Regions from separate parts of the Homo sapiens genome. Here all the other regions are linked to region 1. A link is an interaction called in ENCODE POLR2A ChIA-PET data of the cell type or tissue named here. Cell type or tissue: Panc1. All regions are shown on one strand.

Region 1 (2,500 bases):
AGGGTGTGTGGGGACCCTCTGCGGAGGTCGAGCCAGGCATCTCTTCTCCTATATGCTCACTGCCCCATTGCATTGCAGACAGGGACCCCCAGGGATTTTTAAACATCTGTGCCAAGATGCGCGGGGCTCACCAACCCCACCAAGACATATGTGCTGGGCGCTGCCAGCCTGGGGCAGGAATGGCCACAACCCCACAAGGTTGCAGGCAGCACACCTGAGTCCAGTCCTTCCCACACTTGTGCCCAGGCCCTCTGGGGACAAAGGATAAAGGGCAGAACATGGCAGTGCACAAGGCAGGGGCAGGTAGGGGAACCAAGCCTGGGGCATCCAGGTGTGGGGGGACTGCCAGGGAGAGCCTTCCCAGGGAGGCAGAGAGAGGGTAGGGGCTGAGATCACAGGTACTTAGGCCCCAAGCCCCTGGTGCACATCACACTGTCCCATCACTTACAAAACACACATTCGAAGATTACATTATTAAGAATTTCAGCCCAGCATGGTGGCTCACACCTGTAATCCAGCACTTTGGGAGGCCAAGTGGGGCGGATCACTTGAGGTCAGGAGTGTGAGGCCAGCCTGGCGAACACGGTGAAACCCCATCTCTACTAAAAATACAAAAATTAGCCCGCGATGGTGGTGCATGCCTATAGTCCCAGTTACTCGGGAGGCTGAGGCACGAGAGTCGCTTGAACCTGGGAGGCACAAGTTGCAGTGAGTCAAGATCGCACCACTGCACTTCAGCCTGGGCAACAGAATGAGAATCTGTCTCAAAAAAAAAAAAAAAAAAAAAAAAAAAGAATTTCAGGCTGTCGACAGCAGAGGTTTGAAGCAAGCATGGCCCCTTCAGGGTGAGCTGTCTGTGGCTGCCCAGGTCTGTGAAGCTGGGCCCCCGTGGGACCCTTGCTAAGCATGACGGTTCCCAGGCCCTGCCTCAGATCCAGGAAGCAGAATCTCCAAGATGCCCTGGAATCCTACAGTTAAAGAATGCCCCAGGCAGTTATTATCAGGGAGTTGGGAGTCAATGCCCCAGGTTTCCAGATCTGGGGATCATTAGATTCCTGGGCCCCTCCCCTGCCGACTCACATTGAAAATCCCTAAATTCTACTCTCCTCTTCCCTCCCTACCACTGCATGGAATTCTGCTAGATTTTTAGAGCCGCTCTGCCTGGATCCCGTAAGTGCCACCCCCACCATCCACTAGCTGCGTGATTATAAACAAGCTGCGTAAACTCTCTGAGCCTCATTTTTCTTATCTGTGAATGGGGGGGTGGTGAGAATCGAACCTTCCTCCTGGAGTTGTTGTAAGGATTCAGTGAGTTGCTGTAAACAAAGTGTTCAGAACCATGTCGGCTACATTGTAAGTCCAAAATAATAGCTGTAGCTGTTTTTATTACCACGGGTTCTCAGCGCAGGGCTGCATATGACAATAACTGTTGTTTGCTTTCTTTGTTTGTTTTTAGTTTGTTTTTAAATGCCAGTGCCTGGGTCTCACTGGAGAACAATGAGACGCGAATCACACAGGGATTCTGATGCATGAGGATTGAGGCACACTGATACTGAATTGGGATTCGCTTTGTTCATTCCCTTATGTGTCATGGAGTTCCTTCCTTATATGCGGATATACAGATCCACACTATCATTTTTAAAAACTTTATTTTTGAGGCCTGGCATGGTGCCTTACACCTGTAATCTCAGCACTTTGGGCGGCCGAGGTGGGCAGATTGCCTGAGGTCGGGAGTTCAAGACCAGCCTGGCCAACATGGTAAAATCCCATCTCTACTGAAAAAGTACAAAAATTAGCCAGGCCTGGTGACGGGTGCCTGTAATCCCAGGCTGGGAGGCTGAGGCAGGAGAATCACTTGAACCCAGGAGGCAGAGGCTGCAGTGAGCTGAGATGGTGCTACTGCACTCCAGCCTGGGCGACAGAGTGAGAACTTTTTATTTTTGAGGTAGTTATCCTATCATTTTAACCGCTTTATGTATTCCATGGTACAAACATATCACAATCTAGTTAATCTCATGTATTTTTGGTGTTTTGTTTCTGTTTTCTGAGACAGGATCTGGCTCTGTCACCCAGGCTGGAGCGCAGTGGCATAATCACTGCTCACTGTAGCCTGGACCTCCTGGGCTCAAGCAGTCCTCCCACCTCAGCCTCCCAAGTAGCTGAGGTGCACGCCAGCATGCCCAGATGATTTTTTAATTTTGTTGTAGAGATGGGTGTCTCACTGTGTTGCCCAGGCTGGTCTCGAACTCCTGGACTCTAGCAACCTGCCTGCCTTGGCCTCCCAAGGTGCTGGGATTATAGGTGTGAGCCACCATGGCTGGCCTAGTCCCATGTTATTACTGTTTCTCCACCGTACTCATTCCAAAACTCTGTGAGATAAAACTATATCCCCCTTTATGCCTGGGGATCGTGCCAGTCAAGCTCAGAGTTGTTAAGTATCTTATCCAAGGTCACAGAGTTAGAAAATGGCAAAACAGATAACTGATCTGGTCCTTTTTTT
Region 2 (2,500 bases), 78 kb after region 1:
CTTAAGGTGAAATGCTGATTTCTGATCATCATTATTAAGAATGGATCCTGGAACAGATGTAGGTACCATTTGTCTTTCAGTGTTTAGGAGTGATCCCCACCTAACAGTCTGCATGCAGACCACCGGCTTGGGTTTCCTAGTATAGAAGTGAATGTCCTCTGTACCTTGCTTGGTAAACAGTTGCCTTTCCTGAGGCTGGCTGAGTTTGGCTGTAACTTTCTCCTTCCTAAGTCCCTACTATTTTCCTCATTCCTCACTGGGTCTTCCCAGCCTCGTATGAGTGTGATAGAAATGGGGAAATGTGTAGCCTCTCTTTTCTCTCATTTCAGCTTAATGAAAGGGGTAGCCTCCTGGTTGGCAGCCAGGAAGCTGCAAAAGGGAAAATTCCTTTCCCTAGCTATGGAAGTATGACAGGCAGTGTTCGCTATTTGATATCGGCTGGTGAAGTTTCCTTGAGGTGCAAATGCTCTGGGTGCAGGGTGCCCACAGTCTCCTTTTCTTTGCATTCTCCCGGGCCCCCTGGTAACGGTCAGAGAGAAGAGGGCTTACCTGGGACTGGATCGCTGTCAATCGTGAACCTTAGGAACTTCCGATGATACAGATTGCTCTTGCTTAACCCATGTGTTGGGACACTTTGGTGTGTAGAAAGCAAAGCTGTGTTGTGTTGCAATATCCTGGCCTGCCTCCTTCACTCCCCTTTGTCAGTTTTGCTGAACTAGGGAATATGGAAATGTGGTGACAGTGGTAAACAGAAGGGTGATGGTACGACTACGTGTGCGCCCTATCTTGCCTTTTAAAAAGCCACACCTGTATATTTGGTTTTACACATATTCATATGGTGAATTACAGAAGAAGAATTTGTCTAACTCTGCCTTCACCCAAACAGCTGGTATATGTATTTGGACTGAAATAGGATGAAAAAGTGGTCACGGTGGTCAGAGTGTAGCAGACCAGTGAAAAACAAAAACACTAGCCCAGGACATAAGCCCTGCTTACAACTTTGAAACTTGCCTGTGAATTTGATAAGAACTAGAATAAACCATAAATGAAAACTGATAGCTCTGAGAGTGGCAGGATGATGGGTGAAGTTTTTAACTCTGGGGCGTTGGTACCCTTGTTTTACAGGTGAGGGTATGAAGATGCAGAGATGAAGCAGTTTGCCTAAGGATGCAGGATTTCAACTCCTGTGCTCAGCTTCCAGCTGTTCTGTTCCCATTGTTCTACACTGAGGCCAGCCCTGCCCTGGGTTTCACTAAGTACTCTCTGAGTTTATCTGCTCTTCTGTGGCCTGGCCTCCCTCTCCTAGGAAGAGTGCTTAGGGATGTTCAAAATAGCCAGTTAGGTCGCCTTTTGCAGATTTTTCCAAACTTAAATATAAAATATTTGGCCCTTGTTTGCTTCTGGGTTACAGTGCTTGACACGGTCTCTTCATCCTCGCCCTGGACAGAAAGGAAGGAGAGCTGATCTCTAATGGTAATGGCTCCAGTTCCTGGTTTAGATGAAGTTTCATTTTCATGCTCATCAGTTAAGGAACACTGCATTTTTAAAAGTAGTTATTTTGGGCTGCAGTGGCTCATGCCTGTAATCCCAGTGCTTTGGGAGACTGAAGTAGGAGTATTTCTTGAGGCCAGGAGTTTGAGACCAGCCTGGGCAACATAGCAAGACCCCATCTCTACAAAAAAAAATTTTTTTAATTAGCTGGCAAGCCTGGGAAACATGGCGAAACCCTGTCTCTCCAAAACAGTACAAAAATCAGGTGGGTGTTTTGGTGCAGGGCGGAAGCTGCATTGAGCCTGCAACTTCACTGCACTCCAGCCTGGGTGCCGGAGCAAGACCCTGTCAAAATAATTATTTAATTAATTCATTAATTAAAAATAAAATAAAAAATGAGCTGTTTGTGGTGGGGCACACCTGTGGTCCCAGCTATAGGGGGCTGAAGCGGGAGAATTGGTTGAGTCCAGGAGTTTGAGGATACAGTGAGCTGTGATTGTGCCATTGCACAGAGGTGACAGAGCAAGACCCTATCTCTAAAACATAAAATAAAAAATAAAATGTTGTTATTTGGGGGGGTACATATTTTCTTTTTTCCTTTTATTTGTAGTTGACATGTGATTGTATATATTAAGGGGTTACAGAATATTTTGTAACATGCATGCAATGCATAATGAGCAAATCATAGTAATTAGGATATCTACCACCTCAAACGTTTATCATTTGGGTTGGACAAAAATATTTATTAAGGAGTACCGAGTAAATTTGTGTGTGCAGGTGGACAAAGCCTGGAGGGCAACAAACAAAACAGTAGTTATGATAGAGAGGACTTTTTAATACATATTTAATAAATATTGTACAGTTTGTGTCTGGACACCTCAGTGAATCTCCAAATTTAGGATAGCAAAATAGCGTAAAAACTATGGATTGGAACCCTCAGAAGCATGTTGAGACCTATTTCACCAGGTACAGGCCCTGTGCCCTCATGGAACTGTCTGCTGTATCCGGG
Region 3 (2,500 bases), 82 kb before region 1:
GGGCATGGTGGCAGGTGCCTGTAATCCCAGCTACTCAGGAGGCTGTGGAAGAGAATTGCTTGAACCCGGGAGGCAGAGGTTGCAGTGAGCCGAGATCATGCCACTGCACTCCTGCCTGGGCAACAGAGCGAGACTCCATCTCAAAAAAAAAAAAAAAAAGAGAAGAATATTCCGCAACTTAGAGCTTTTCCTTTGCATGATATGATGTTTACAGGCGAGGTGGCTCCGCAGCCTCGGTGGCCTTTCTTCCAGCTGAAGATGCCCACAGGAGGTGTCAGTGCAGGTATAACCACCTGTGGGTCAGAAGAAAATGCCTTTGCAAGTAAATCTCCTCCTGGATGAAAAGGCCCATCTGTGTTCCAGGCAAGGACAGTGGCCGCTTCTGCGTTTCTGTGGCCAAGCGTCTGGCGTGCGGGTGTGGCTGGGCTCACCATGCTGTGCGGGCTACACCTGCTGCAGGAGAAGTGTGTTTGTGCTCGAAGAAGACAATGTGGGTGTCGGCCCGGCGTTTTTAGGTTGGACTACAATAGTGAGAGCTGCAAATTGGATGATTCTTGGAGCTATTTCATGAAGGTCAAATTTTCTTTTGTTTTGTTTTATTTAATCTCTCCCAGACTTCTGAACTTTTGCTATGTTGAATTTTTAGTTCTTCAAGGTTATTTGGCCTTATTCTTGACTTGCATGTTTTTCTGCCCTAGCTCTACCACATTATCTTTTTTTTTTTTTTTTTGAGAAGGAGTTTCACTCTGCTGCCCAGGCTGGAGTGCAATGGTGCGATCTTGGCTCACTGCAACCTCTGCCTCCTGGGTTCAAGTGATCCTCCTGCCTCAGCCTCCCAAGTAGCTGGGATTACAGGCGTGCATCACCACGCCTGGCTAATTTTCGTATTTTCAGTAGAGACAGGGTTTTACCATGTTGGTCAGGCTGGTCTTGAACTCCTGACCTCAAGCAACCCCCCGCCTCGGCCTCCCAAAGTGCTGGGATTACAGGTGTGAGCCACCATGCCTGGCCCACATTATCTATTTCTAAGCCTTTAATATTTTTCATTTACCTGCTACTGCTCACTCTACCTTGTATTCTCAGGGAGGGTGTATTTCTTCCCAGCTTTATTTTATTTCTTCTCTAAATCTCAGAATTATTGCACCTTGTTGATGTTCACATTACTGTATTTAGTTTATTTTATTGTATTATTAATATTATTATTATATTTGAGACAGGGTCTCACCCTATCACCTAGGCTGGAGCATAGTGACACAGTCATAGCTCACTGCAGCCTTCATTTCCTGGGCTCAAGCAGTCCTCCTGCCTCAGCCTCCCAAGTAGCTGAGATCACAGAAATGCACCACCACACCCAGCTTCCTTTTCTTTTTCAAAAAAACAGCTTTATTGACGTATAATTCACATATGATGCAATTCACCCTCTCAAGTGTATGATTTGGTGGTTTTTAGTATATTCATGGTGTTGTGCAACCATCACCACAACCTAATTTTACATTTTCGTCACCCCAAAAAGTAACCCTGCATCCGTTAGCAGTTACACCCTCTCTCTCCTAAACCCATGGCAGCCACTCATCTGCTTTCTGTGTCTACAGATCTCCCTATGCCAGACATTTCATATAAAGGGGATCACCTAGTTCGTGGCCTTTTGGGACTGGCTTCTTTAACTAAACATCATACAGCTTTATTTCCATTTTCAGTGTATTCCCTTTTTTTGTTTTCAAGTATTTAGTGGCTACCTAGTCTCAGATTTTAAATTTAGTTTTTCCTTTCTCTTCTTTCTATAATCTATTTTTCATCATCTACACTGTGTGCTTGAATCAGCACCTCTTAGAAACCTACGGATGAGCTGTTAGCTCTCTAGGGACAAGAACACGGTCTGGGACCCCCGTCCCTGCTGCAGGTGTGACCTGACCCCCTCCCTCTGCCGACGTGACCTATCCCCCTCCCTCCCGTCTGTGGCATCTGGTGCATTTGGTGCTGTCATTTCACAAATAAAAGGTGATCAGCTGGTGGTCTGTTTCAGTTCTGGTATCTTTCCCCAGCTCTCTTGTTTCATAGCCTCTTCCCATTATTTAAACTCTGCTCTGTTACAGGATTCTTAATAGTTATTGCAGACCTTCATTTCCATTTTGTTGTCTGCAACTCATTGTTGAAGTGCCATTTGTTGCTTCTGAACAGCCCATAGACACTTGGACTTGAATGCATATGACTCTCTTCTTGTGGGTCCAGATCGTCACTCACTGACTGTCCTCACATTCACAGCTGTTCTCAGGACAAGCACCGTCTTTCCCTTTTTCGGATGTCCCTGTTTACCTGAATCAACTCATTTAATCCTCACAACAGCCCTGTGCTATGATATGACCATCATATCACAGCATTTTCGTTTTCTTTTTCTTTTATTTTTTTGAGACAGGGTCTCATTCTGTCACCCAGGCTAGAGTGCAGTGGCGTGATCTCGGCTATCTGCAACCTCTGCCTCCCGGGTTCGAGAGATTTTCCT

Evidence for each region. Peaks named below come from ENCODE experiments on the same cell type or tissue, not always from the same donor. Only the 100,000 strongest peaks of a DNase experiment are listed, where the experiment ranks them.
Region 2: POLR2A ChIA-PET joins it to region 1 with 5 read pairs; 5 of 35 experiments call an interaction of 5 or more read pairs at or near these places.
Region 3: POLR2A ChIA-PET joins it to region 1 with 7 read pairs; 2 of 35 experiments call an interaction of 5 or more read pairs at or near these places.

The regions. Positions count from the first base shown.
Region 1 is chr16:3,933,919-3,936,418 of GRCh38, reverse strand. No RefSeq gene overlaps it. Among named protein-coding and RNA genes, the nearest start is that of TRIDDENT, 15 kb to the left of the region's middle. In Panc1, no CTCF peak of the experiment used is centred here; a DNase peak (open chromatin) is centred at 1,338; H3K4me3 peaks cover 606 bases; H3K27ac peaks cover 2,466 bases.
Region 2 is chr16:3,855,678-3,858,177 of GRCh38, reverse strand. All of the region lies in intron 1 of CREBBP (CREB binding lysine acetyltransferase), which reads left to right. Among named protein-coding and RNA genes, the nearest start is that of CREBBP, 24 kb to the left of the region's middle. In Panc1, no CTCF peak of the experiment used is centred here; no DNase peak of the experiment used is centred here.
Region 3 is chr16:4,015,874-4,018,373 of GRCh38, reverse strand. The region is part of intron 2 of ADCY9 (adenylate cyclase 9); the gene reads left to right. Among named protein-coding and RNA genes, the nearest start is that of TRIDDENT, 67 kb to the right of the region's middle. In Panc1, no CTCF peak of the experiment used is centred here; no DNase peak of the experiment used is centred here; H3K4me3 peaks cover 162 bases; H3K27ac peaks cover 975 bases.